Linked DNA regions of Mus musculus: all the other regions are linked to region 1. A link is a loop called in an ENCODE intact Hi-C map of the cell type or tissue named here. Cell type or tissue: left cerebral cortex. All regions are shown on one strand. Each heading gives the region's core, and the rest is flanking DNA. Links, peaks and the distances in the headings are about the cores only.

Region 1 (5,323 bases), core at 523-4,522:
TCAGCATTTGGACCTCATTGCATCTCAGCATCTGTTCCTCACTGCAAAGAGAAGCTTCTCTTATCTAAGAGAACCACTAAGCTAGAGGTATAAACACAAATACTTAAGGCAGGTTTTTGACAATCAGGAAAACAGCACTAGTAGATTTCCTTTAGGGCTTATGACCTTTGCAGCCATGGGCTTTATAGTATGAGGAATGAATTCCCTCCATTGGAGCAGGTCTCAACTCAAACTAGAAAACAGTTGGTTATACCCTAAACAGCAATGCCACTACTACCCCAGGGGCATATCTTGCCCGGCAAGTCTGTATTGTAGCATGCATGGTTCTGTGATGAGTAAGACAATTATTATCTTTTCTCCTGAAGTGGAGAAATAAAATAAAATAAAATAAAATAAAATAAAAACTGTCCTGACACCTTGAGAACTAGCTGCTAGGGAATACGTTTCCTGATGAATTCCTGATGAGTTTCATTTCTTGTGATGAAAGTGTATAGTGTCAGGCTGAAGAGATGGCTCAGCAGTTAAGAGCACTGACTCTTCCAGAGGTCCTGAGTTCAATTCCCAGCAACCTCATGGTGGTTCACAACCATCTTTAATGCCCTCTTCCGGTGAAGACAGTGACAGTGTACTCACATACACGAAATAAATAAATCTTTAAAAAAAAAAGTGTATAGTGTCTTACCATCTTGTTACTGTGAGTGGCAACCAAGAGCAATGCCAGCAGTCTGGTTGTTTTGGGGACATTCTTAAACCTATTTTTCCAGGGCTGAATATACACTTTATAAGGATAGATGTGTGTGATGGTTTGTATATCCACAGGGAGTGGCACCATGTAGAGGTGTGGCCTTGTTGGAATAGGTGTGACCTGGTTGGAATGGGTGTGTCACTGTGGGTGTGGGCATAAGATCCTTACCCTAGTTGCCTGGAAGTCAGTCTTCCACTAGCCGCCTTTGGATGAAGACATAGAACTCTCAGCTCTGCCTGCACCATGCCTGCCTGTATGCTGCCATGCTCCCACCTTGATGATAATGGCCTGAACCTCTGAATCTGTAAGCCAGCCCCAATTAAATGTTTGTTTGTTTGTTTGTTTGTTTTAATTTTATAAGACTTGCCTTGGTCATGGTGTCTGTTCACAGCAGTAAAACCCTAAGACAATGTGATATTCATCACTCTTTATATTTCTGAAAGGCCACATGGGTGATACAAAGTATGCTAAAATAACATAACTAAGCATCTAGCTACACAGAGAAACCCTGTCCTGAAAAACAAGAACACAAAACAAAACACAAATAAATGGAGGTAGAATGTTAGGTTGCAAAGGAGGTGAGGTAGAAGAAAAATAACTAAAAACAAAACCACAGAGACTTATTTTATTGAGGAGAAAGATGAGGGGTTGCATTCATTTTTTTTAAAAAAGCGGGTGAGTCTCAAAATGGATAAGAAGGGTGATGCCTTAATTCCAGGGCCAGGATTAGCCTGAGAGGACAAAACGTTTCTTTTCAGGACAGGAAAAGGAAGACTTCAGTTGCAGGTGGATACTTTGGTAGCAGCTAGAGGGAATGAAGGAAGTTCACCTCTGGGAGTCTCTCTTGCCTCAGAACTGTAGATGAAGACATTTATTTTTCATTTTTATCAAAGGAGGCGGGCAGGGTAGAGCTCAGTAAGGGATTGAGAGCTCCCGAGGGCAAGGTTACCTGGGGAGAGAATTAGGAGATAAGATCTTAGTGTATAAATGACTGGTGTAGGCTCCGAAATACTTTGGCCACACGGATGTCTCAGCTGAAGCTGTGTGACCATCCTGAGAGGAGTGAAGATATTCTGAGGAGAGACACGTGTGCCCCTCCTTTTGACTAGTGGACTAACAGGATAATGGGCCCCAAAGAACTAGATTTCCTCAAGAGTCTCACTGGAGAAGGAAGAGATTGGGTTTCTGGGTGCAAACCATCAGGAGAGCTTGGTTCTTAGTTCTGACAACTTGTCAGTTTGCTTTGCAGGACCAACCAAGATGTGTTTACCATGGGCAAGATCACACCTTGAGCCTTCTACTTATGTCAAGGCTCCAAAGATAGACTTAGGGGGTTTACTGAACCAGCCCCTTAGTTCTTTTTCCTAGTGCAGTCTCATTGAATAAATTTCTTTCACTGTTGTCTTTTTTAGCTGTGTTATGGAGGACAGGTAGCTTGTTAGGGCGGCCAGAGTCCAGGCTTCATTAACTGCAGGACATCCCTGGTTTGTACCATTTGGTGGCGCCATTCTCAAGGCTGTACACTTTTCTGTTCTAGCACTGAAGTTGATAAGGCTCTGGTGAGAGACCCTGAGTTGGAGGAACCAGTTGGGAATTTGTACGCAGGGGCATTCGATTCGGGGAATATATCTATCTTTAATGAGTAAATAAATGTAACTCTGTAGGTTCCGCGATGCACACTCTGTAGCAGCAGATTTCTCTCTGGCTTGTGTTCTGAGAGCATCTGTTACACAAAACATTCAAGGGAGCACTTAGGGGTGCAGCGGGAGGATTGCGACCGTGACAAGTATGGATGGTAGTGAGACTAAGAAGCAAGCAAAAACAATTTTAACGCTGTATATTGAGGAGCCCTGAGGAAATAGTTTCTTCCTACTCTTTACCGTTTAAGGTGGACACGCGGCAAAGGCACACTCGGGAAGAGATGACGTCATGCAGCTTAAAGGTAGCTCGTATTTTCACTTTTGTTATTTCTCTTGAGACACGTTCTCAAGGCTGGCCTCGAATTCCTGATCCTGCTGCCTTCATCTCACAAATGTTGGGATTACAGACGTGTGCAGCCATGTTCTGATAGGTAAGATTTTCTCTTCATTTCTCGCAGTTTGAGGAGGTAACAAAACTTGCAGTAGTTTCCATCCTCAAGCGCGGCCTATCGTTACCATGGAAACGCTTATTGAGTTAGGTCCTTTCACTGAGTCTTCGGTTGCTTCTAAAGTGCGCCCGCCCTAGGACGATTGGTTCTGCCCTGACTGAATGGTTTGCCTGCAGTCACTGATGCGTTCGGAGCAATCTTGATCCCTGTCGGACGCCGTCACCGGCTCTTGCCTAGCTCCACCCATTCTGCGGGCCCGCCTCTCCAGCCCGCCGCCGGAGGCCCCGCCCCTACCTGGAGGCCCCGCCCCCATGAATCAGCTGATCTCGCGTACCCGCGGTGCAGTCGGGCTCGCGCCGGGAGAAGAGCGCGGAGCTGCGGGAGCGTCAGGTGAGCCCGCGCGGGTCCGGGCGGTCCTTGGGTTCGAAGGCGGGTCGGCGGAGGTGCGGGAGCGCGCTGGGCTGGCCTGCGGGGACGGCGCCTGCCTGTGAAGAGCTCCGGACGTGGTGGCTCGGCCCGGGTCCCACCCTCCGGGTCCCAGCGCCCCACTGCCGTGGTCGGAGCTGTGTGGCATTCCTTCGGGTCCCCTCTTCCCGCCTCCACCCACGCTGCTTACGCCCATCCGCTCAGAGGGTTTTTTGAATGCCCACAGTGGGCGCCCAGCTGGCTAGACAGTGAACCTTGCTGAGTGTCCTAGGTGGGTTTGCCCCAGGATGCATATCGTGGGGAAAAGTGAAGGGGGGCGGGGAGGGTCTGTGGTTTGAAACAGCGTTTGCTGAAAATGAAAAGGACTTTGGTATTAATCAGTGGTAGTTTGACCAAATCCCTAAATGTATCAAGTCATCAAAGGAATCATCGTGAAGACAGGAAAGAACACTGGAGCGATCTTGAGGAAATGGTCCTCACATTGATGTTGGTCCTCCAGGTAACAGGGCTATTTGCAGACAAGCAACTGTAGATTTGTAGAGGCAAGCTACTGTTTAGTACTTCTGTGGTTACCAAAGAGGGAAAACACACTGGTTGAATTGGGTGGTCAAGAGCAGCACTTTCTTATAGATTAACTGACTGCTGTACCCAAATTAAGGTTGTTACTCTGTTGTTCTTATATTTGTATCTGTTTTTTAAATGACTGTCAAGGATAAACTTGTGTGATGTAGGTTTATTTGGAGCAGGTACAAAAATGCAAAAAAACAGTAGGCCATACTTTTTTGTTTTTTATCATATACCTGTATGTATTAGTGTTCTCTAGAGTCACAAAACTTATGAAATGTATATATTAAGGGAATTTATCATAGTGATATACAGTTTACAGTCCAACTAGCCCAACAACGGGAATGGGAAGTCCAAGAATCTAATAGTTGCTCAGTCCCACGAGGGTAGTTATTTTAGCTGGTCTTCTGGATAAGCTGGAATCCTGAAGAAGTAGGTTCCAATAGATTCGATGGCAAAGGAGTGCAGGCAGGCAAAGGAGAGAGAGCCTTCCTTCTTCCAATGTCCTTATGTAGGCCTCTAGCAGAAGGTGTGACCCAGATTAAAGGTGTGTGCCATTACCCCTGGATTTGGAATTTGCTTTGTCCCAGGCTAGCCTTGAACTCGGAGATCTGCTTGCCTCATTCTCCTGGGATTAAAGGCGTGTTCTACTTTGCCTGGGCCTAAGCTTTTCATGACCACTATGCCTCAAGACTTGTGTTGTCCCATGTCAAGATGTGGGTCAAAAGCCTGTGTAGTCTAGCCTCAAGATCTGGATCACAGGTGAGCCATCCATTTCTGCATTGTAGTTTGTTCCAGATGTAGTCAAGTTGACAACCAGGAACAGCCATCACAATGTGTTAGGTAATGAAATCAGTGAAAGATTTCTTGTTTACTTTATATTTTTGGTTCTTTAGCCTATAGTAGTACTAGACAGGTAATTTGGGAAGAAAAATTAAATAATGTTTAAAAACTACATTCATCTATTTAGATAATGTTTGATTTGTAGTTTGGGCCAGTGTTGAACTCTCATCCTCCTGCTTTAGCTTCTGGGCTGCTGGGATTACAGGTGTCCCACCGTACATACCCCAACTTTGGGCAGTTGGACAGTCTTTAACTCACTGTGTAGCCCAGTCTGGCCTAGAACTTGTGGAGATCTTCTTGCCTTAGTATCCCAAGTACAAGTGGGCTTTGCCATACAAAGAGTGAATTGTAATATTTTAACCTTCTGTTTAGTAATAGAGGCATAGTGGTAATTCCTAGGCTTTGGATCTAGAAATACCTTGAACATCTTTCTTTGAGCCTCTTTGCCTCAGTTTCCTTATCTCTGCACTGGACTTTTCTGGTATTAGTACCTACATGTATGGTTTATGTATCATTTATTACTATGCCTGGACCCTCAGAAATGACCAATATATATTAGCTCTTTATAGTTAACAACTTTCTTTTAGTATATCATGAGCCAGGCTCCATAGTGACCTTTTGTTTTTTAAAAGTAGGAAAGAAATTTTGAATGAAGC
Region 2 (5,323 bases), core at 772-4,771, 120 kb after region 1:
GTGTGTGTGAAAAACAAGATCTTCTCTCTTGGGACATTACAGCTGTCTCTGTCTCTCTGTCTCTCTCTGTCTCTCTCTCTCTCTCTCTTGTGTGTGTGTGTGTGTGTGTGTGTGTGTGTGTGAAAAACAAATTCTTCTGTCTTGGGACATTACAGCTGTCTCTGTCTCTCGCTCTCTGTCTCTGTCTCTGTCTCTGTCTCTGTCTCTCTCTCTCTCTCTCTCTCTGTGTGTGTGTGTGTGTGTGAAAAACAAGATCTGTCTTGGGGCCAGTGAGATGGCTCACTGGTTAAAGGTGTCTGTCACCAAGCCTGATGACATTTGATCCTTAGGACCCACAGAGCGGAGTCCTACAAGTTGTCCTTTGCTTTTTACACACACACACACACACACACACACACACACACACACACACACACACAGATATATACATTTTAGAAATGAACTACTATAGTAGGTATACAGTTTATTAGTACTATCAATATTTATATTGCTGTGAAAAAAAAAGTATGACAGCTTCACAAACCTGCATGTCCTTTTGTTTGTTTTGAGACAGGGTTTCTCTGTATAGCCCTGGCTGTCCTGGAACTCACTCTGTAGACCAGGCTGGCCTCAAACTCAGAAATCTGCCTGCCTCTGTCTTCCAAGTGCTGGGATTAAAGGCCTATGCCACTACTGCCTGGCTAAGCCTGCAGTCCTAATCTCCATACTGTTCCAATTTTAGGATGTCCTGTCAAAGCAAGACAAAAGTATTTTTATATTAACCCTAAGAGTTTTTCTCTCTATATTTTTCAATTACCATGAAACTATGGTTTTCCTGTTTGATCTTTTGACATCTGTGGACATAGACAGTCTATTTCCTAAGTCTTTGGGGCTTTTAAATTTGTGTCCTTGCTAGGCATGGAGGTGCACAACTGAAACCTCAGCACTTGGGACGGTGAGGTAGAAGGATCACAAATATAAAGCCAGCCTGGTTTATACAGCAGGACTCTGTCTCAGAAATCCAGAATTTGGAGGGAGGGCACAGATAGAATATAGAGGATGTGTAATTGACATAATTGTTTTTATAAATACCCTCACGAGTTTGCCAGCAGAACACCTGGTCTTATTGCCTGTGCCATTCATACATATTTTTCAATCACTCCTGAAGGATGAAGACCTACAAGAGATGGAGGAGTTAGCCCAGAAAATGGAGAGTCAGTTTGGCCAGTTTTTTGATCACGTGATTGTGAATGACAACTTGCAAGATGCATGTGGCCAGCTGTTGTCCGCCATACAGAAGGCTCAGGAAGAACTGCAGTGGGTGCCAGAGGCATGGGTTTCCCCTGACACTGAATCTTAATCTAGTGTCCTGCTTAAAGCTGGAAGCTTCATAGTGTGCCCTAAAGATCCGGAATAACGGCTGCCATTGAAAACAGCAGTGTTTGACCCATTAGAACTGCGACTATGAAGTCCTTATTGTATAGCTATAAATAGCATCCTATACATATACAGAGCTACTCATTTGGCTCTCAGGCATTTTCCCGATGTTTCCCCATATGAGCTAATGGCAGGTATGTGACAATGTTGTCACTGAATGTGAGCATTTTATAGATTTCATATGGTGTTTTGTAAGATGTAACTCTTCTAAATAAACCAGTCTACTTAATGACAAACTGTATTTTACTTTGTAAAATATTTTCTTATTTCTGTTTATATTTTACAAAAGTGCCTAGTTGACTAACTAAGCTAAGAGCGGTTAACAAGTACACATTTATCTAATAAGGAAACCTATGACACTGTTATTTCCAAATCAGCAAAGTGGACTAGTCCTGGAGCCTGTATATGAGCTCCAAAACGAGGATGTTGATACAGTCTTGGTCTCCCTAGATCCGAAGCTCCACTGCACCCATGTCTGTTCATCTTCTTTATATCCACACTTCCCTCCATTCTACCTATTTTAAACTATAACTGTTCCCACTGAAGGAACTATCAGAACTGAACATTCAGATTATACTCCTAGGCCTACAGGGAATCTAGGAAACTGGGCAGGCCAGTGAAAGAGATCCTCGCTGTTTCAGTCATACAGATCTCCCTCCAGGCAGCACCCTGGCAGACGGGAACCAGGTGGGGGACGCCGGCCTCTCCAGGCTCCGCAAAGCCGCCTCCTCCCACAAGTCCCCGGAGGCCGGGCGTCGCGGGAAGCCGGCCTCGGGCTCCGGCGGTTGCGCCTAGGGAGGCCCGCGGGAAAGCATCATGAGGGACGACTCAGGGCCTCCGCTGGAGGAGGACCAAGCGGTGAGCGACGAGGGGCGCCTGGCCCGGAGTGTGGCGAAGTGGAGGTGTCCTAACCAGCAGTGACCACCGCCGAGCCGGGAATCTGGGGACAGCACTGCCCGAGGGGTGCGGCGGGGGCGGACCGGGGCTGTACATCAGGGCGGGCCCCGCAAAAGGCGATCAGGTCCACCCAACATCCGGGCGCCCTAGTCAGCGTTGCCATGGCGACGCCTCCGGGCGGCTCTCGGTCAGAGAGGAGGATGTTCCGGTGGGGAGTTTGAATACGAGTCTGGTCCCGCCGTGCCCACCCCCACGCAAACCACGATGACCTCCCGGGAAACTGTGGGTGAACCCCCTCCGCTCCTGGGGACGCCGGCCGACGCTGAGGTTTTCCTAGTTCGAAGGGGTCAGATTGGGTTCGGCTCCGGTAGCCCCAATACCTCCCGTGGGACGGGTGGGGACGCTCCGGGCCCAGCAGCCATGAGGCGCAGCCCGATGACGCTCTGCGCCTGCGCGCCTGGGCAGGAGGGGCGGGGCGGGCCGGACCGGGGCGGGGCGGGCGGCTGTGGTGCCCTGAGCTCTGCTGCGGTCCCTGGAGACGTGATGGGGAAGAAGCAGGTGGTTAGCGAGCCTCAGGTACTTTTGAGCTGTTGGGAATTTAGTCTCCGCCTGTTCAGCGGTTCTTCTTTTGAGGGGCTTAGAGGTGCGGTTTCTAGATGGGTGAGATGGTTCATTTTTGCGGGACTTTTGAAATACCAAGAGGACTGGGTCCCACTTTCATAGCATCTTGAGAATAGTAGTGCTTTTGTAGGACCACCATTCTATTCCAGTTGTCATTTTGACTGCTGGATTCCATTAGGACATCGTCAGTGTCCTAATTTTGTAGCATTCTCACGAATTTGTTTGAGTGAATACAACCATGGATTGCGAAATGGGACAAGCAAGAATATCTAAAATGTGAGCCTTTGGAATCAGTGCCTTCCATAAGCAGCATGAAATACCCGAGCTAATAAATCGACGTCTAGGCACTGCTCTTAGAGATCAATTCTTTTAAAGGTGTATTTGTAGCCGGACAGTGGTGGCGCACGCCTTTAATCCCAGCACTTGGAAGGCAGAGGCAGGTGGATTTCTGAGTTCAAGGCCAGCCTGGTCTATAGAGTGAGTTCCAGGACAGCCAGGGCTATACAGAGAAACCCCGTCTCAAAAAAACCAAAAAAAAAAAATGTATTTGTTTTGAGTGTTTTGCCAATATATGAACCACTTGTGTGCCTGTTGCTCACAGAAACCTGAAGAGGCTGTCCATTTCCCTGGAACTGGAATTACTGGTGCTTTGTGGGTGCTGGGAACTAAACCCAGGTCTGCTGCATGAGCAGTAACTGCTCTTAATGGCTAAGCCATCTATTTTGAAAATTTTCAGAATGCTTAACTAATGCTTCCTGAGCTTGCAAGCAGGACTTTTCTTAAGTAAGAACAGGGTAAACTACACCAGCCCCAAATACTTCCTGTTCTAAAATATGTTACCTATTTCTATTTAAAGTAACTTAAAAAAAAAGCATGTTACTCTGTGGCATAAAACCTTAGTTGGCTTCCTAGTTAATAGAACTAAATCCGTATTCCTTCTGCTAGTCTGCGAGGTCATAGTTAATCTGACGTCTGCCTTCTGTCCTGTGTCACTGGTTTCTGCCTGGCTGCTCTTTACCTGGAGCCCTTCATGCCCTGTCTTTCTTGAAAGCCTTAACATGTGCTCCTCATTCCCTGTAAATTTGGCACCTTTGTCAGGAAGGGCTCAGCTCAGATAACATCAAAGAGGCTTTCCCTAAGTAAAACATCACTCTTCATTCCTTATATATGGTTATTTATTGTATGCAAACACACATGCACATGCATGCACACACATGCATGCACAGACACACACACAAGCATGCATGCACACACATTTATATGGCATGGTCTAGTTTTATCTGAGCATGCAACATTATCTTCCAATACTTAACCACTAATGGAAGGTCTGTAAAGGGAGATGAGCTCTGTTTGATCCTGTTCTGAATGCTCACAATAGGCCAGACTGGTTGAAGTGGAAGAAGAAAAGAATTTTACATGGGGTGTAGGAATGGCAGAATAGATCTAAACCCAGCAGTCCAGTTTACATCACCGCCTCCCGGGTTTCACTGATAATCTTCCAAAGATTTGAAGAGAATTGCTGATCCATTTTATTTGATAACATCTGGACAGTGGGCTTTTAAAGGAGAAGCTTTGTGGTGCTTGAGATAAATGAAGGTGAGGTTAATCCAGCTTTTATTGACGAGATGTTTGCCTCTCCCCTCCCCTATAGCGTCCTCCACGAGCACTCCCACCTGTGCCAAGGTAAAAACAGTTTACGGTCATTTAATTATTGAACTTTAAAAATATAAAGTAAGAAGAAAAAAAAAATCAAATAGTATGGTTGAAAACCTACAATACTTCATTAAAAAAAAATCCTTCCTGGAATTTTAAAAAGTCTTCCTAAGAAGTGAGTGGTAAAAGTTAAATTCAAATCATGAGAATAATTGTTATGAATAATTACAGAAAGCTGTCACTCTAGCACGGTGGAGGAATGGGTCTGTCCTGGGTGTGCTGATTCTATTTACCAGGATTCTCCAAGGCCCTCCTGTTTGTGGAATATTCCATCAGAGCTTAAACCGATTATAACCGGTGACAAAGAAAGTTCTTAATCTGCTTAGTCCCTCTGATTAATAGACAGTAGGGAATGTGTATTTGTGCTTTCAAAATACTTTTAGCAGTGCTATTAAACAATATACTATTTACAAATAATAAGCTAGTTTATAAACTGGCTAGCAGTATGTAAAAGCTAGTTTTATTTTTAAAGTTGTAATGATGTAAGTCAATTTTTAGCTAGACAATAAAATAGATATCCAATTAATAGTTTCTTTTTTCTTTCTCTCTCTCTCTTTCCCCCCCCCCCCCTTTCTGATTACATTTGGCCGGGGTCACGTGAAGTGCTATCCAAGGTGAGTTAGTTTACTGTAGTGTAAACAGTCCTAAATGCATTTGTTGTTCTGAAGTAAGAGTG
Region 3 (4,000 bases), core at 1-4,000, 230 kb after region 1:
TCATATCAGTAGTTAGTGGTAGTTGTTTTCCTACCCAGTGAAGAGAGAATGCCTTTACATGAGAGCCAACATGGAGTCACGATTGCATGGAGTCCCTACAATGAGCTATGCCTAAACTTTAGAATTCATAGTTAATGGAAAATTTCTAATTTTTAATAAAGTATATCCTTTGAAAGCCAGCACCATAAAATCCACTGATGTCCTCAAAGCCAAACGAACGTACTGCATGTTAAAGTTGGTTACTGCTTAAATGTTATCCCACGTTAGAACTTAGGGGAGGGGGCCTTGTTTACAGTAGTTGCTTAATTAAGCTAATGAATGACAAAATAATAGGTTCTCAAAAATTTAATAAGAACTATTCTGAGGGAGCTAGGAAAATGGCTCAGTGGTCAGAGCACAGTGCAGTCCTGAGCACCAGTCTGACCTATTTAACAAGTCAGGCACTCTGCAAATGCCCACCACCTGAGCTTGAGAGTTAGCACAGACATTTTAATAACAAATCTAAAGGTAAATTGTCTTAACTCTAATTAAAAGATGCAGAGTGGCTGACTGAATGAGAAAACAAGATCTGAGTGTTTTTGCTGTCTGCCAGAAAACTCACCACAGCTGCAAAGACATATGCAGACTGAGAGAGCAAAGGCTGAGATGGAAAGTGCCATTCCAAGCAAATGGAATGTAAAAGCAAATAGGAGTAGCTATATCTGACAAACTTAAGCCACATAAAAAAGGTCACTGGACACTTGATAATCTCAAAAGCAATTTAAGTATGAGACAGAATTCTTACTTAGCTTTAAACAACTTCTATACCTTTACTACTGAGAGTAAAATGATCTTGGAAAACATTTTTGTATTACAAGTTGTCTAAAATTAAAACTTCCTCTTTTACAAGGTGGCTTTTGCACAAAAAGACTACACCATACCAGTTTGCAAAGCAGAAACTACAGAATTCAAACCCAAACATCAGGTGAGTCCTGTTATCCTAGTCTGGTACCAAAATTATAATCAATTACTAGGTTTCTCCAGATAGATAGATAGATAGATAGATGGATGGATGGATGGATGGATGGATAGATAGATAGATAGATAGATAGATAGATAGATAGATAGATAGCATGAATTTCCCAGACCAGAACTATTCATTAGAAATATCTGGCTACCTTTAGATATATTTATTTCTAAACTCACTTGACCTAGTAAATTTCAATGTGAAAATTAAATCTTGGAATATGTGTTTCTGAAAAATAAAAACAAAACAAACAAATGAAAACCCCAGGAAATTCTTAATATTTCACCTGAGTATCTATAAGCATTTGAAAAGCAATTGTAATAAATTATAACCACTAACTTGCATTTTGAAGTGAGTTGAAGTGAAATATTAGACTGATTATTTCAGATTTTGCATTTTTTCCAATCTGACAATGTAGAAGTTGCACAAAGATACGAAACAAGAGGCATCTAGACTAAGATTTAGAAGATGAAGCCTTTAACAGCTGAGCTATCTATCACTGCAGCTCAGTGGTGAAGAGTCCTTGCTGTTCTCTCAGAGGACAGAGTTTGGTTCTGGGTGCTTTCCAACTACCTGGTTTGATCTAAGCCCTCTTCTGCCCTCTGCAGGCAACCACATATAAATAAAAAAGAAAACGAAATATTTTTTAAAAACATCTGGGATCCATCCCATAATCAGCTTCCAAACGCTGACACTATTGCATACACTAGCAAGATTTTGCTGAAAGGACCTTGATATAGCTGTCTTTTGTGGGACTATTCCGGGGCCTAGCAAACACAGAAGTGGATGCTCACAGTCAGCTCTTGGATGGATCACAGGGCCCCCAATGGAGGAGCTAGAGAAAGTAACCAAGGAGCTAAAGGGATCTGCAACCCTATAGGTGGGACAATAATATGAACTAACCAGTACCCCAGAGCTCATGTCTCTAGCTGCGTATATATCAGAAGATGGCCTAGTCGGCCATCACTGGAAAGAGAGGCCCATTGGACTTGCAAACTTTATATGCCCCAGTACAGGGGAACGCCAGGGCCAAAAAGGGGGAGTGGGTGGGTAGGGGAGTGGGGGGGGGGAGGGTATGGGGGACTTTTGGGATAGCATTGGAAATGTAAATGAGGAAAATACGTAATAAAAATATTTTTTCCCATTTTTTATTAGGTATTTAGCTCATTTACATTTTCAATGCTAAACCAAAAGTCCCCCATACCCACCCCCCCCAACTCCCCTACCCACCCACTCCCCCTTTTTGGCCCTGGTGTTCCCCTGAACTGGGGCATATAAAGTTTGCAAGTCCAATGGGCCTCTCTTTTGGGATAGCATTGGAAATGTAAATGAGGAAAATACGTAATAAAAATATTTTTTAAAAAAGAAGGAAAAAAAACATAGACAAAGATTTTAAAGATTGCTTCAATGATCGAATACGTAAGTCTCAGTTTAGTATGGCTATTTTACTGAAATTTCACTGTAAGCCAGAAATTTGCTAATTATTCTCTTAACCATATCTGAAGTCATAATACTGTATACTCACAAAGCAAGATTCTACTGTGGTGCATTAAAGATTGCGGGGAGGCCTTCAGTGTTGACACTTAGATGTCTCTGCGATGGCCTTTACAGAATAATGCCATGGACATTTACCACTTGCATGCACTTTTTTAAAATTCAGAAATGACTACTAAATGGTAAATATTTATGGTAGATGAGATTTTGACCTTGGCATTTACCATGTGCTGTCTACACAGACACAACTAAATCTAGCAATTAAAGAAAAAAAGTATTTATGAGTAGCTTTTAAGTATTTAAAGATGTCACTGTAGACAGAGTGACTAAGATAATAGGATCACTGGGACCTGGACATTCCAAGCCTACCTGGCAACACAAGGTTCCACCTTGAAAGTAAGTAGATAAATAAGTAAGCAAAAGAAATTTAATTTTAAAAGCTAGGAATGGCAGTGCCTCACCAGAAAAACTCCAACTAGAAAAACATAAACACAAAAAACCATATAGATATAGTGTTAGAATTAAGAATTAATTTTTTTCACTAAAAATTCATTTTCATTCAAACTTCAAGTATTTTAAAATAAAGTTGGCTTTTCCCCTTTATAAACAAGGGGGAAAGATGAGTCAATTGACAACTTGCTCTATGAAAACTAACTAGAAAAGTCACTATAATTTTAAATAAACGCTAAGCAATTTCTTTTCTTCTTTTATACTGTAGTTTCAGAAACTCAGCAAGAGTGGTCTTGATCCTTTTCTAAGAAACATAAACAGCAAAATGTCATTCAGAAAGAAGAAAGATCATGATGATGGATACAGAAATCTAAGCACGTCAAGTGCAGAGATTTTAGAGCATGAAGATCAAGATCCTCCTTACCCAGGACATTCAGGGTCTGCAGGATCTGATGCAACATGGGCTGAAAACCCTAGCCCTGTCACAGTCCAGATGGTAAACAGGGACAGCTTGCCTCCTGACCTGATAACAGCCACAATAGTGATTTCAGACAGGAAGAATAAGCTGTCGCTTGATAGTGTTTTCAACTCAGCAAACAGTTTAAATACAAAGAGTATCTTTGCAAGTGATAATCCTGTTGTCAGCCTAACAAAGCTTTCAGATTCTGATAATAAACTGATAACTGATTCTAGTTTTAATACAACAAAGCCTTCAAATAGGAGGCTGTCTAAGGACTCGAATTTCAATACAACAAAGCCTTCAGATAGGAAGCTGTCTAGTGACCCTAGTTCCAATACAACAAAGCCTTCAGATACTAAACTGTTTAGTGATCCTAGTAGCAATAAATTGTCCCAAGGTCCTAGTAGCAATGCATCACAGCTTTCAGGTTCTAATAGATTATCCCATAATCCTAGTATCAATGGAAATAAATCTTCATATACTTCAGATCTTAATAAGGTATCCCGAGATCCTAGTATCGTCTCAACAATATCTTCAGATCCTAACAAGTTATCCCGTGATCCTAGCTTCGTTTTAGCAAAGTCTTCAGA
Region 4 (5,323 bases), core at 827-4,826, 470 kb after region 1:
ACCTTCAAGGGACAACTCCAGGGTCACCAAAATGGTATATATGGCTAATGCCAATGAAACTGTCCTTCCAGAAGTCTGGCCACATTGGCCACATCAGACTCTTTCCCAGGGTGGCTCTATTGCATCTCACATCATTAAGAACATGTGTTTAAAATGACTTTTGTGCTGGGCAGATGACTTGGGAGGTAAAGTTCCTGCTGCTCAAGCATGAAGAATTGAGTACAGATCCCCAGCACCTTCCCCAGCCTGGTGTGCGTGTCTGCACCTGAAACCCTAGTGCTGGAAGAGAGCAGAAAAAAACGGATCCCGGAGCTCACACTGACTGACAGTCTAGACAACCAATGAGCTCTAGGCTCAGTAAGAGACCTCTCAGAGAGTAAATGGAGTGCTGTAGAGGAAGACTGCCAACATTGACCTCTGGCATTCACACACACAAACACTCACACACACACACTCAGACACACACTCACACACACATAGATATATTCACACACATTCACATACACACAGAGACACATTCACACACAGACACACACACACAGACACACACACACACACTCAGACACATTCACACACACACACACACTCACACACACATTCACATACACACACAGACACATTCACACAGACACACACACATACACATACATACACACACTCAGACACATTCAGGCACACACTCACACACACATAGAAACATTCACACACATTCACATACGAAACATTCACACACAGACACACACACTCAGACACATTCAGACACACACTTACACACACACATTCAGACACACACTCACACACATTCACATACACACAGAGACACACTCACACACAGACACACACATACACACACACACTCAGAAACATTCACACACACACTCACACACACATAGATACATTCACACACATTCACATTCACACACAGACACATTCACACACAGACACACACACATACATACACACACTCAGACACATTCAGGCACACACACACACATTCAAACACACACTCACACACATTCACATACACACAGAGACACACTCACACACAGACACACACATACACACACACACACTCACACACACATAGATACATTCACACACATTCACATACACAGAGAGATACATTCACACACAGACACATACATATTCACACATACAGTCAAACACACACACACACACATGTTTAGAGAAGATCTGAATAGTAGACTCTGGGGGTGGCCATGCCAAGTGGACATGGAAGCTCTGCACACTGCCTCCTGCACCCCAACCTTCTCTTCCCTTCCTTTGTTATAAAGGATGTTATTTACATATATAAACATCTTTTATAATAAATTGATGAACATGCCCCTCTCAAATATTTTTCTGATTACAAATGTATTGGATATTCACCAGAAGTCATCTTAGAATGCCAAAAGCCAGACCAGGGAGGTGATTTAGCTGCCATGCCTGCTGCCCAATGGCCTGGTTTGACCCAAGGGACCTGCGTGCTGGGAGAACAGAAGCAGTACCTGATAATTGTCTTCTGACACCACACACACACACACACACACACACACACACACACACACACACGCCAGACATGCCCCCCGCCCCCACACACTTACTCAAACACAAACTCAAGTAAATAAATAATCAATGCAATTTGAAAAATGTTTTGGGACTAAGGATATGGCTCAGCAGTTTAGGGCACTGTTTCTATCGCAGAAGACCTGGGTTTGGTTCCCAGCACCCACATGGTGGCTTACAACCTTCTGTATCTGCAGTTCCAGGGAACCCAATGCCCTCTTTTGACCTCTTTCTGGAACCAGGCATGCATGTGGTGTACCTAGATTTGTGTAAACAAAATACTCATATATTAAAGATAAAATGACCAAAAATTGGTTTAAATGCCCTCATAAGGCTACATAATTCAACAGCCGTCACTTTACCATTGCATAGACAGTGCCCTGTGTTTGTGTAAAAACCAGTAGATAAAAGAGTATAAAATAGCCAGGCAATGAGGGTGCGCACCTTTACCCCAGCACTGGGGAAGGAGAGGCCTGTGGACCTCAAGTTCATCCTGCTACAAACCATCCTGGTCACAGAGCAGGTTCCAGGATGGCCAGAGCTACAGAGAAACCCAGTCTTGTAAAACAAACAAAACAAAAAGTATAAAATACACTGTAAGATAAAAACTGTGTAGAGTTTTGCATCAACTTCTCCTTTCAATTTCAACCCAACCCCCTTTCCAGTCCCCACCCCACCCCACCCCCACCCCACCGCCGCCGCTTTTAGACTCGGACATCTCCTGTTCATGTTTCTTTGCTGCCCTCTGGTGGAATTACTAGGAATTTGCCACAGATGACATGAAATTCACAAAAACCACCGGTGTGGTTCTTGATTCTGCCAAAGATATGATTGGGTGTCAGTGGTCAGGAATTTGCTACAGCAGGAAAATGTAGAGAACAATCTTCTAACTATTTGCAAACTAAATAACACACTTGTAAGTAATTCACAGCCCAGAACCGAAATGAAGTAGTAATATGCAGGTAGGTGTTCATGCAGAGGAAGATGTGAGGTGGAGTCCCTCATTGAATGGGGACTCACCATTTAATGATTTAAATGATTCTCACCATTTCAGCCAGGCGGGCTTGCCATGAAGCTCCCGTGAGCCGACCGTCTCATCTGTGTAACTCTGAGGTTACAGGCACACACGGCCACGCCCCGCTTTTATATGGGTGCTAGGGAATTTGAACTTAAGTCCTCTTGCCTGCACAGCATTTCTTCAGAAATGCCCCGGGTAGAAGTAAAGTCTCAAAAGGCTAAACCAGGAACTACAATTTAGTACTTGCCTTTTTCTTTTCTTTTCTTTTAAAGATTTATTTATTTATTTTATGTGAGTACAATGTAGCTGTCTTCAGACACACCAGAAGAAGGCATCGGATCCTATTACAGATGGTTGTGAGCCACCGTGTGGTTGCTGGGAATTGAACTCAGGACCTCTGGAAGAGCAGTCAGTGAGTTTAACCACTAAGCCATGTCTTTTTCTATAACTGGGTTTCTAGTGAAAGTCCCAGAAAATTATAGACTTACAGGTGGGATGGGAAGGGGACCTTAAATAGTTATTATTTGTCCTAGGATTCTTGCTTCTTTGCTGGCATTTAACTTCAACCAGATGTCAAGGTTGTAGCCTCCCTCAGCCTTGAAGCAGGCTGATTCAGACTTTACTGCCACTGAATATGAGATCACCTGGGGTGTAGCCTTCCAATTTAGATGGCTATATTGTTATGTCAACTACCACTGCTTTTCCTGGAGACTCTGCTACCTGCTGAGAGACCCTTGAGACATTCCAGAAACACATCCAATCCTGCACATCACCTACAGGCTGGCTCCAGGCACCAATGGGGGGTGGGGGGTGGGGGGGGTGGGCCTCCCCTCTTTATAAGCACAGACTCTTAGTAAACTTTGGGGCCTTGATCAGAGAAAAATTTGTCTTGGCCTCATTCTTTTCTCACCATCTTTCAGCCCCAGCCTGCCTTTCAGGAGTACCCGGTTCATGTAAGCTGCAGGCAGCTTATAGTTACAGATTGGCACCACGAACACGGACCTGAAAACGGCAGGGTAAAACTGAGGGACCGCTGTCTTATGTGGAGCTCCACAAGAAGGGAAGAACAAGAAGATCGCATCGGGCACAATGAGCAACAGGTATTTATGCTAGCGCTGGCTTTAAACTTCATTTTTTAAAGTGTTGCTGGAGGTGCGATAGGATACAGGCTAAGTTGGAACAGTGCTGACCCAGCGCTGATTCCACGTAGGGTTTGTCAGCGAAATATGGGACTAGAAAATTCCAAACAAGCAATTGTCCGCAGCCTTCAAGAGCTGCTTCAGGCGAGAGGAGTAGGGTTTGAAGAACAATTGTTAGAAAAATTTTCAGATAAGATAGATTCTTGCTGCCCGTGGTGCAGAGAAGAAAAAAACTTTAGATAAGAGAACCTGGGAGAGAGTTGGGGAAGCTTTGAAAAAAACACCCAGGCAGATAATTTTACCCTTTGCCTTTGGGCACTCTTAAAAGATGCTATTGAAAAGGAGATCAGGTGTCAGATAGCACCCAGACAGAGCTTGAAGAATCTCAGGAAGAGCGCCTGTCAGAGAGGACTTTCTCAGAAAGGGGCCCTCTCAACCCTAAATTAGAAAGATATAGAGACTCTGATGATGAGCTAACTTTAGACAAGGAAGATCATTCAGAAAGAGGAGCCGCCAAATATTTTGATGAGGATTTGCCTCCTCGAAAACCTCCCCCTCCACTTTTGGCCTCCACTATAGGAGATGCTACTCATATGGATACGCAACTAAGTAAATTAGAGTTTGAAATTAAGTGGCAGAAATTGACTAATGAGCTTCGGGAGCTAAAAAGGGGTCAGATACAGGGAAGAACAACTCCTCTGAAGTGTACCAATCTCCCTTAGAAAGAGCTGTGTGTCAGGCTCGTGGAGAAGGGCAAGATACATCTGAAGTGCTAGCCTTTCCTGGAGTTGAGATAATTGACCAGCAAAATAATAGAGTCAGACAATACAAGACTTTGGAGTTCAAGGTGATTAAGGAGTTAAAAACAGCTGTTGCACAATATGGCCCTACAGCTCCTTTTACACAAGCATTATTGGATACTGTCATGGAGTCTTAACCCCCCAAGATTGGAAGACTCTATGTAAGGCTACTCTGTCAGGAGGAGATTTCTTACTTTGGGATTCTGAATGGCGAGAAGCCAGTAAGAAAACTGCCGCTTTAAATGCTCAGACAGCTAATCCAGACTGGGATATTAACATGCTTTTAGGAGAAGGTCGATATGAAGGCAATGCTAATCAGATTGATTTTCCTGTTGGAGTGTACGTGCAGGTTGCTATGGCTGCCCACCGCGATTGGAAACACTTACCAGCTGTAGTGGCTATTCCTGGTTGTCAACTTGACTATATTTGGAATGAACTACAATCCAGAATTGGAAGGCTCACCAGTGACCCTTATCTGGAGGCTTGGAGATCCTTATCTGAATCTTGGTATGGAGATCTTGAGCCATAGTGGCTATGGATTCCAGAAGATTGAATCTCAGAGTTTAAGGAACACACCTTTAATCTGGGCTACACCTTTCATCTGGGATTAAAGGTGTGGTGGAACACACCTTTAATCTGGGCTACACCTTCTGCTGGAGACAATATAAGGACATTGGAAGAAGGGAGTCTAGCTCTTGCTCTTGCTCCTTCGCCTGCTTGCTGCGTGAGACTGAGTAACTGCTAGATCCTTGGACTTCCATTCACAGCTGCGACTGAACAATTGTTGGGAATTGAGCTGC
Region 5 (4,000 bases), core at 1-4,000, 170 kb after region 1:
TGTCTTTTCTCCAATGTGTACTTTTTGTGCCTGTGGGAAATCAAGTGTGTGCAGCTGTGTGGGCTTATGTCTGATCCTGTCTTTGGTCCCATTGGTCTGTGCCTGCCTTGTTCCTTGCTGTTTTTATTTTTTATTTATTTATTTTTATTTTTTACTGTGGCTCTGTTAGGATAATTTGAAACCAAGTATAATGGTACCTCCAGCATTGTTCTTTCTGCTTAAGATTCCTGAATGACTTCTTTTTGGCATGGAGTTTCAGTAGAGTGCTAAGGGCAACTCTTTATGTATAGTTAAAAAGACAGTGTATATAATAGATGATTCAAAAGATCATAATTAACATTAGACATAAGCAGGTGTTTCTTTTGTTGATATTAGAATATGTGGAATGATGAGCTTGAAAAGTCACAAAGATAACATAAAAACTAATAATTAGTGATGCCCATGATATTGTATAGCTTACGGATGTATTTATTTGGATATTATGTCTGAAATTCAGACTTAAAATTTAATACTACTTATATTCTGCTATTGAGGTTCCCAGACGTCAAGATGATGAGCGGAATTTTATTTACTTGGAACTAATGCATGATGGAGGCGATCCAGAAAGCCCCCCTATTCCCTTAGGCGGTGCAGAATCACATCTTTATGAAGTAATACAGGTATATATAAAAATATCAGTTACATAAGGACCCATACCTTTAATCCCAGTACTTGGGGGTACAGACAAGACAAGGTTCAAGCTTACCCTTGGCCACATAGTGATTTCAGGGCCCATGAGACAGTCTCAAAAAGACAAAAAGTAAAACAGAAACCATTTTTCTTAGTCCCACTTTGTCGGTATTTGTCATCATGACTCCTGATATCTGATGGGTTGGGTTTATCACATGCATAAGAAACAAAGTTCATCCTAAACTTATTTAAAAATATTAGAATTGTCAGACGGCATGAGGCTTCAAAAAGAGAATTCTGAATCTCCAGTCAAGACCATGTAATTTGGAACAATCAAGGGTAATGTGGCTGAATCCGTATTGCTTTCTGAACAAGGTTGGTGTGTTGGGCTCTGGAGAAGGCCCTTTGCCTCTGGGTTCCATAAGAGACACACTGCATGGTGGTGGTGAAACTGAAAAGAAAGCTCAGTGAAGCACTCAGCATGTAGTGTGAAGGTTCCTAAGGGAGTAGTAAAAATGCTCATGGAAAAGAGTTAACCATGGGTGTTGGTCTGGGTGAGATAACTCGTAGGACAGCAGAGATGACCACAGATGCAGACAAAGGGTGAGGTTTCAGATCCTATCCATGCCCTTGTGATGTGAGAAGTCTTCCACCTACCCAGGAACTTGTCATAGAGATTTGCATATAATCCTCAAAACCAGAATGGGAGTTGAATTCCAGAAAGGGAAGTCAAGCCAGCATAAACATTTCTGCCTCTGTCAATGCTAACATCTACATTCATATCTGTCATTTGCAATGGAACTTTTCTTCTACTGAACATTGATTTTTAATTTACTTAAAATTATATTGTACTTGTATTTTAGCTATTGAATTCATATATAGTTTGAAAATGACTGCCTGATTTTGTATTATAGCATGCTTTAGATAAATTACAGATACATACATGAATAATTCTACATTTAAGTTTTTTTTTTTCTAGAAAGGCTGCTTTACTGAAGTAATGCACTTGATGCATAAAAACTCCGTAAGAGCTTTACAAACTTTCCTAATATTTATGCATGTGTGATGTTTTAACACTATATAGAACTTATTCTGATAGTTTATAGCCTAAACTTTAGAATTTTTCATTACCCTAACCTTAACTGTCTGAATTAGTAAAAGTATGTGTTTGCTCCTAAATTCTTTACTTATTTTATAAAAAATTTGGTATCATTTTCCAGACTCAATTTAACTTTTTATATGTCTTGTTCTTTATAAAAAATTTTAAATTACAATATAATATTACTCCCCCTCCCATGCTCCCCCCCTTGTTCTCTCTCAAATTCATGGCCTCTTTTTCTTATTGTTACATATATACATATTTGTAACACTTTGACCTTCTTAGTAAATTGTGTAAGAGGATGAGAGAGACAGTGTGCCGTCTCCCTGCTTTGGATGCTTTCTCCGGCTTTGCTGGAGAGTGAGGAATTCTGAATGTGCTTAAAGTTAGCATTAACTGAGCAATCCAAGACACTCCTGCCCTCTCCTGGCCAGCCAGGATGGAGGAATCATCAGGTCCCTGCGTGTGGGGCTCTCTTTCCCTTCACATGTGGTCAGCCTGGGGTTGAGAGGAGAGATTGCTTATCTCAAAATTTGATTAATGTTAAGATGAGAGGCTTTTAACTTTCTGGGAACTGAACAAAATCTTCTTTTGGGGTTCTTTGTGTAATCAAAGCTTTGGCTTATTTTTTAGGTTTTTTTTTAAACTAGAAGATTAATTCTGTGCTTTTCTAAACATATGGATTTATGACATTATTAGTTTCTGTCACTTCTCTAACAACATCATTCTAAACAGATTGTACAATGATTTCCTCCTGTTCAGAGTATCTGCAGGGTGGAAGTGGAATTTATGTTCTCCTATGGAAACTTTGGCTATGGATTTTCACATCAGGTTAGTTCCTTTCTTTAAAACAAAAATGAATTCTGTTTTAACTCATCAATAAAAATCATCCTCTTTTGAGCCTCTTTTTTTTTTTTTCCAGTTGGGCAACATTTGTAAAAACGTTTAGGGCTGGCTTGTGGCTCTGTGGGTAAAGGCTCTTTCTACTGAGCCTGATGGCATGGTTCAGACCCAGGAATCCACACAGTGGAAAGATCTTCCAAGAGTTGTCTGCTGACCTCTGCTTGTATGCTATGGCTCATGCATCCCCCTTAAAAAAATAAATAAGTGTTTAAAAAGTGATCACTTAAAAAAATAAATGCTGTTTTGTATTCTGATCTTAAGATATAAGGTCTTTTCTTCAGAAAAAATAAAATAATACTTTATCATCTTTTGCTTATACATTCTAAATGATAATATTTTGTTCAAAATGTCTTTAAGACTTCCTTCTTAATTGTTTCTCTACATTTGTATTATTGAAGCAATGTCAGGTGTTTCATTGAGTGTGGGATTTTACATCTAGAAATATTAATAAGAAGGAGTCATTGATCACAGATACATGCCTGTGATCTCAGCATTCAGACTGAAAAAGGAATTATTCTAGAAAAATCATACCAATATATCGAAACACTGTCACCCACTGTTTGCAAGAGCTCTTGCTATTCCTGGATCGTTAGAGCCAGGCCTGTGTTAACCTGATTCCATTCTGCGGCTGCTGCTGTTGTACAAGGAAACCACCTTCCATTTCAGGGTTTTCCTTAGTAGTCTTTGGGTGAGGTTTGATTACTAACTGAGAATAAGAGTGATCTTACTAAATAAGTCAACTGCTATGTTAATTAAAAACCCTGTAATGTATTTACATTTTTCCACACTATATCATGATTGTTAATATATTTTTAAATGGAAGCTTATGAGTATTTTTAGAGGTAGGTCTGTGTTCAGATACAAGCATAACCTGTAAGAGTAACTATTCTTAAAGGGAGGGGTTATTTTCAGATTTGTAATCCCAGCACTGGAGAGGTAGAAACAGGAAGCTCCCTGGCGCTTGCTGGCCAGCCAGTGTAGCCTACTTGATGAGCTCCGTGCCAGTGAGAAAGCTTGAGTACTGGCACCTGAACGACACATGTGAACACACACACATGTGAACACACACACACATGTGAACACGCATGCGAGGCTTTCAGTGATATGCCTCCTGCTCACCTGCTGTGATGATGTGAAAAGATCTCTATCCAAGAGCCAGAAAAGTTACAATCATGTTCTATGTCCTACACTCAGGCACACCATTTTGTAACTTTGAGTGAACCACTGATCTTCAGTGTAATCTATAAAATATGCACACTTAGTTCATATTTTTGTCAAAAGCATTTGAGAAAGTTAAAGATATATAATGCTTGGCAGATATTTAGTACT
Region 6 (5,323 bases), core at 608-4,607, 95 kb after region 1:
GGCTGTGAGTCAAGTGCAACTGTTACATCATGCCTATAAGTCAGGGTCCACACTACCCCTCCTACTTCTGCCTGCTCCTACATTACCTCTGCCTCTTCCTCGACAGTGTTCTCTGAGCGTTGGAGAGGCTAACACGGGTGTCCCATTTATGGCTAGCCATTCAATAATCACCTCTTCCCAGTACTCTGACTACATCAGAGTCTGCAGTAACTGCTGGCCAGTGCAAAGAGAAACTCCTAAGGTCAGAGCTGACAGCATCACTAGTCCACGGGTATTGGGAAAGCGATTTGACAGACACATCATACCCATTTAGCAAAACATCCTCAGTAGCTTCCCACTAGGGCCTCTGATCTCCTCAGCCACAGGCCTTTCCACTGTGTCTGCAGTATTGAATGTGAACTCTCTCTTGAGCATCACATCCCACTGGAAAGTGGTTGGTTACGGCCATAACGGACTTGCCACTGTTGCTCCGACTTTGCTTGGCTGGTAGGTATTACTACATGTAAGTAAAGCCGTTGATGACAAGTCTTCCCCAGCAGCCTTCTTAGCACCTTCTAGTGCTAGCCAGTAGGGAGGAAGCTTCCGGACTAGTTCCAGCCTGATTTCTCTAAGCCCCATGACAGAGATGCCAACGGCAACCATCCCCCTCCAGCATTCAGTTTAGAAGAACAACTCTCTTTTCTGGTAAGGGTAGAAAACAAAGATGAGAGCAACAGGCAGAGGAGTGAGGACAATGGTTTTAAGTTGTGGTGGTTCTGGACAAGCGTTCTTCTGAGAGCGCCGATGTGAACTCGCTGCCAGGTTTATGTTCGCGCCATGATTGATTACTGGCCCCAAGAGGATCCCGACATCCCCTGCATGGATGCTGGGCTGCCTTTCCTGAAAGGGGACATTCTACAGATTGTGGACCAGAATGATGCCCTCTGGTGGCAGGCCCGGAAAATCTCAGACCTCACCATCTGTGCTGGGCTAATCCCTTCTAACCACCTTCTGAAGAGGTAAGGCCGGCCACTTTTGGGGTAACAGGGTGATTACTAGGCAATGCTTGGGACATCACGTTTCTGAGTATGTGGTAAAGATACAAGCAGATGGAAGAACATAAACAAAGTGTCAACTTACTGATAGACTTTCAGCTTCTTAAACACTAAGGGGACCAGGATGGTTATATCAGCTAGGTAGAAAAGTGCTTATGAGACTAAATTAAACTTAAATATTTCTATGGTCTGAATATGTTGACCCAGCCCCCCAGTGAAATGTAACCCCCAGAGCAATAGTATTAAAAGGCCTTTAGGAGTTGATGAGGTCTTGAAGATCCATGGATTACAGCATCAGCAGCTTATTGGTATTGTGAAGAGGGAGGTAATGGCAGAAAACGGAGAAGTAAGAAATTGAAATCCTGGAAAGACTGCAGCAGTTGGCAGTGTTCATGGCCCTGGATGTGGCAGTGGGACGGGTGGCAGAGGAAGGATCAATCAAAGTCTGCTGAATAAGAGATGGAAGTGTTAGAAGGGACATTTGCCTGTGCTTAATAAAACCATCCAGAATTACAGCCAGGGTTGCTTAGAGCACGGGAACTGCCATGAAAAATGGGGATCAACATCCCAAGTGGGGGGCTCTTAAAGGAAAGGAAGGGTGTCCTGGAAATACTGGAGTGGGGGACCCAGGACAGTCACAGCCCCAGGCTCAGTGGATAGAGCCACCCGTGGTGTGCTGGAGCCAAATGACAAAGTCCCATCTTTGAGTCTCTTCTCAAATGCACTCCGTCAGTGCCACAACCCCGAGAGAGCCCACACTGTAAGCATCAGCCAATCTTTGCTTTCTTTCTGCCTAGGAAGCAGCGGGAGTTCTGGTGGTCTCAGCCGTACCAACCTCACACCTGCCTCAAATCCACCCGAGGTGAATGTTCGTATGTGAATGTGTGCAGAGACCACGAACTCAGCATGCACATTTGAGAATGGTGCTTCCATCTCTCAGGCTAGCATCCTGCCAGAGAAAGGATTAGCAATTCTACTGCTGTGAAAAACAACGTGACCAAAAGCAACTCCACAAGGAGAGGGCTGGTTTTGCTTATACTACCACATCATGGTCTGTCATGGAAGGAAGTCAGACAGGAACCTGGGGGCAGGTGGGGAAGCATAGGAGGAAGGCTGTGTGCTGGTTGGCACCTTATGGCTTGTTCAGTGTGCTTTCTTATACACTCCCGGAGCACCAGTCTAGGGATGGTACTACCCACAGTGAGCTGGGCCCTCCTGCATCAGTCCTCAATCATGCCAATCTGATGGAGGCATTTTCTCAAGTAAACGTTCCTCTTTTCAGATATATTTAGGTTTGTGTCAAGTTGACAGGAACCAACCAGCACAGAAGTTAAACATGTCCGTGGGTTTAAGTCATTACCCTCCCAAATTCAAGTTCTCCAAGACATCCCCCACCCTCCCCAGAAGCTCTTGTGTGTCATACCTGGACAGATGTCTGTGGCTGTACAGTTACATAATCTTCATTTATGTCCTTTCTTTTTTAATGTTAAGATTTATTTATTTATTTATTTATTTATTTATTTATTTATGATATTTTGTGTGTTTTGGGGGGTGGATTTTGCCTGCATGTCTGTGTACTATATGCTTGCAGTACCCCAGGAGGCCAGAAGGGGGTGTAAGAACCCATGGGACAGTAGATAAAGTGCCAGAAGAGCAGCTAGTGCCCTTAGTTACCAGAGCCATCTCTCTAGCCACTACTTGTTTTCTCTTTCTTTTCCTTTTCCTTTTCCTCTCTTTCTCTTTTTCTTTCTCTTTCTCTTTTCTTCCTCTTTTTCTCTTTCTTTCTTTTTCTTTTTCTTTTTCTTTCTTTTTTCTTTTTCTTTCTCTTTTTCTTTCTCTTTCTCTTTTTTCTTTTTCTCTTTCTCTTTTTCTTTTTCTTTTTCTTTTTCTTTTTCTTTTTCTTTTTCTTTTTCTTTTTCTTTTTCTTTTCTCTCCTCTCCTTCCCTCTCTGTACCTTTCTCTCTCCTCTCTCTCTCTCTCTCTCTCTCTCTCTCTCTCTCTCTCTCTCTCTCTCTCTCCTAGAGATTGAACCAAGAGCTTGGTGCATGCTAAGAAAGCACTCTCCTACTGGGCTTTATCCTTAGATTCAGTCCTGGGCTTTTTTGACTAAATATGAGACTGCTATCATTTAAGGAATCATTATACAGTGTTCTTCAAACAGTAGGAAAGGAGTGGTCAGGAAGGGATCCATGGCCTTTGGTGTTTGTGAGCTACTTAAGGCTTAACAAAGCTGCTGACACTGGCAGATAGCAGCCAAAGGAGAATGGCAGACAACAGAAGCAAGCTGGAGCCTGCTGAGTGGTCCCTTCAGAAATGGCCCCCTTCAGGCCCTGTAGGGGCTAAGGCAGGGGAGAGGGGACATATGGAGACAGACAGGGTACAGAGGAGACTCGGTGTAGACCACAGACAGCAACACCAACATCACAGATCTGCAAATGGCACATGCTCCTGTTTACTTTTTTTTCCAAGCCAGAGATTGCTTTCCTTAATGACCACAAATAGTTTTTGTTGCTGTTGTTTGTTTGCTCTTTGTTTTTGGCAGTGTCTCGTGTAGGGCAAGCTGGTCTGGCAGCTGAAGGTGACTTTACCTCCTGACCCCCTGCCTCCACTTCCTGAGTGTTGGGTTATACCACTCCTCCCAGCTCACAGAGACATTGTCAAAAGAGAACATCCATACAAGACCCTCTCCCTGACACTGTTATCGCTCAGTACAGACACATGTCTGCCTGGTTCCAGCAACGGTTATAATACCACCCTTTTCTCTCTTAACTTTTCTTCAGAGGGATTTTCACATCATAATCTTCCTAGTAATATTTATTTTGAAAAAATAATTAACCAATACAGAATTCTTTAGTTCTCTTTGGTATTTCATTTATCAAAGGTTCTTGGAGATGCTATTGGTCTAGAGTGACCAGAGGATATGACATCTGCCCGTGTGCTCTAAGTACGATTTATGTTAGGTATTTTTGAAAGTCCACATGGAGAGTTGTTCACCTGGCCCTGTTAGTATTGGCAGACAGCCCTGTAGCTGGGACCGGAGTCTGAGCTGTTGACTCAGAGGACCACCTCTCTCAGGAAATGCTTCTGATGAACAGCACCATGCCCCAACACTTAGACCGTGTCTTTTATCTGTCATGCACGATGCTATCTATGGTAATGCTACTTTGTTTCTTTTTGCTGCTTAAATCTTATTGTGTAGAAATACAGGATATGGACAGGCTACTAGGGAAGAGGAGACACCATTTAATTAATCAGAATTCCAGTGCTGAGTTGGATTATGTGTGCTTAGCAGAGAGTTGTTTACTGTAATGCATTTATTGTCATCCCTGTTTTGTACCCTCCTCCCCATCACCTCTCCTACTCCTCCTCCCTTCCCTCCTAGATTTGAGTTCCTAAGACATACTGCCCTAACTCAGACTTGAGAAGAGCACGACTTCTACAGAGCGTGTTGAGAAGGCAGGTGCATTTGCCATAAGCCAGTAGTTCTGCATTTCCAGCCATTCTGGAACGTACATTCATTTCTGAAGGGCGGTCACTAGGTGTCTCCATGAATTCCCAGAGCACTAATTGCAATTTGGTGCTTTGTTCTTCTTGTTCAAAGTTAATCTGAAAGACACAGAATGTGAACTCCTGTTCCTTTCTCTCCCTGTTGCCAGCACTGTCTATGGAGGAAGGTAAGGAGGGTGTCGGGAAGACACCCTTATCTCCAAATACTCCTAGGAATTCCCTCTAATTCTCACATTCATTTCTGCTCCGCTCAGCTATGTGAAGCTATTTCTGTGTATCTGGTAGTGTGTAGCACAAGGGCATTTATTCTGATCTAAGAGATCAAGGAGAGGGATGTAGTGTTTATTCACAGCTCTAGAGTCTGACAGAGCACAGGCTAAGACCTCAGTGGAGTTATGTTCATCAGGACTTTGTATCAAGTGTTTATACAAATTTCATGACATTGTAAGGAAATTATTATTATTCTCATCTTGTGTATAAAAAATTGAGGTCCCAGAAAAGGAATGATTGCCTAAAATTAAAAACAGATAGTCTAGAGATGCAAGCTTGCTCCTGGAGGGCCCTATGTTGGAAGTTAAATGGGACCTTCAGGGATTGCCTTTCTATATGTTTATGTTTAGCCATGTGCACGTTAATGCTGTGTATCTGTCAGTCAGTCTGTCTGTCTGTCTTATCTATCTGTCTCTCTCTCCTGCCTCTCTCTCCTCAGCCACAATGAGGGAAGAGCTTTTGCCTTGACCAAGGATGAGTCTCTGTATTAAGTGTTTTCCACTGCAAGAGGT

What was found. Peaks named below come from ENCODE experiments on the same cell type or tissue, not always from the same donor. Only the 100,000 strongest peaks of a DNase experiment are listed, where the experiment ranks them.
Region 2: it touches region 1 in a loop (4-fold over the local background); 3 of 42 quality-filtered maps call a loop at or near these places.
Region 3: it touches region 1 in a loop (2.0-fold over the local background); 18 of 42 quality-filtered maps call a loop at or near these places.
Region 4: it touches region 1 in a loop (5-fold over the local background); 18 of 42 quality-filtered maps call a loop at or near these places.
Region 5: a loop joins it to region 1, with 2.9 times the contacts of the local background. A loop is called at or near these places in 12 of 42 quality-filtered maps.
Region 6: it touches region 1 in a loop (4-fold over the local background); 18 of 42 quality-filtered maps call a loop at or near these places.

What each region holds. Positions count from the first base shown.
Region 1 is chr1:59,235,056-59,240,378 of GRCm38, reverse strand. Als2 (alsin Rho guanine nucleotide exchange factor) reads left to right here and starts at 3,148. Exons shown (of 34, transcript NM_028717.6): 1 at 3,148-3,224. Gm33667 (predicted gene, 33667) reads right to left here and starts at 3,024. Exons shown (of 2, transcript NR_168353.1): 1 at 2,626-3,024; 2 at 1,357-1,694. In left cerebral cortex, for the core only: a CTCF peak has its summit at 2,240; DNase peaks (open chromatin) are centred at 1,967, 2,344 and 3,052; H3K4me3 peaks cover 1,921 bases; H3K27ac peaks cover 1,317 bases.
Region 2 is chr1:59,117,269-59,122,591 of GRCm38, reverse strand. Tmem237 (transmembrane protein 237) reads left to right here and starts at 2,786. Exons shown (of 13, transcript NM_001037812.3): 1 at 2,786-2,889; 2 at 4,586-4,617; 3 at 5,251-5,261. The coding sequence starts at 2,857. Mpp4 (membrane protein, palmitoylated 4 (MAGUK p55 subfamily member 4)) reads left to right here. Exons shown (of 22, transcript NM_145143.3): 22 at 1,148-1,657. The coding sequence ends at 1,339. In left cerebral cortex, for the core only: no CTCF peak of the experiment used is centred there; DNase peaks (open chromatin) are centred at 2,473 and 3,222; H3K4me3 peaks cover 1,700 bases; H3K27ac peaks cover 1,704 bases.
Region 3 is chr1:59,007,033-59,011,032 of GRCm38, reverse strand. It overlaps C2cd6 (C2 calcium dependent domain containing 6), which reads left to right. Exons shown (of 19, transcript NM_026600.1): 17 at 890-964; 18 at 3,219-4,000. Among named protein-coding and RNA genes, the nearest start is that of Gm29018, 27 kb to the left of the region's middle. In left cerebral cortex, for the core only: a CTCF peak has its summit at 1,615 (motif pointing left); a DNase peak (open chromatin) is centred at 1,578.
Region 4 is chr1:58,767,245-58,772,567 of GRCm38, reverse strand. It overlaps Gm39646 (a long non-coding RNA gene), which reads left to right. Exons shown (of 3, transcript XR_865448.1): 2 at 3,505-3,684; 3 at 4,873-4,985. Among named protein-coding and RNA genes, the nearest start is that of Gm39646, 22 kb to the left of the region's middle. In left cerebral cortex, for the core only: CTCF peaks have their summits at 2,155 and 2,355 (motif pointing left); a DNase peak (open chromatin) is centred at 2,334.
Region 5 is chr1:59,066,376-59,070,375 of GRCm38, reverse strand. C2cd6 (C2 calcium dependent domain containing 6) reads left to right here. Exons shown (of 19, transcript NM_026600.1): 5 at 534-659; 6 at 1,649-1,693; 7 at 2,531-2,599. Among named protein-coding and RNA genes, the nearest start is that of Gm25502, 2.6 kb to the left of the region's middle. In left cerebral cortex, for the core only: a CTCF peak has its summit at 2,196 (motif pointing left); a DNase peak (open chromatin) is centred at 2,176.
Region 6 is chr1:59,140,329-59,145,651 of GRCm38, reverse strand. It overlaps Mpp4 (membrane protein, palmitoylated 4 (MAGUK p55 subfamily member 4)), which reads left to right. Exons shown (of 22, transcript NM_145143.3): 10 at 802-998; 11 at 1,832-1,896; 12 at 4,691-4,708. Among named protein-coding and RNA genes, the nearest start is that of Mpp4, 19 kb to the left of the region's middle. In left cerebral cortex, for the core only: CTCF peaks have their summits at 911 (motif pointing left), 2,646 (motif pointing right) and 4,568; a DNase peak (open chromatin) is centred at 2,636.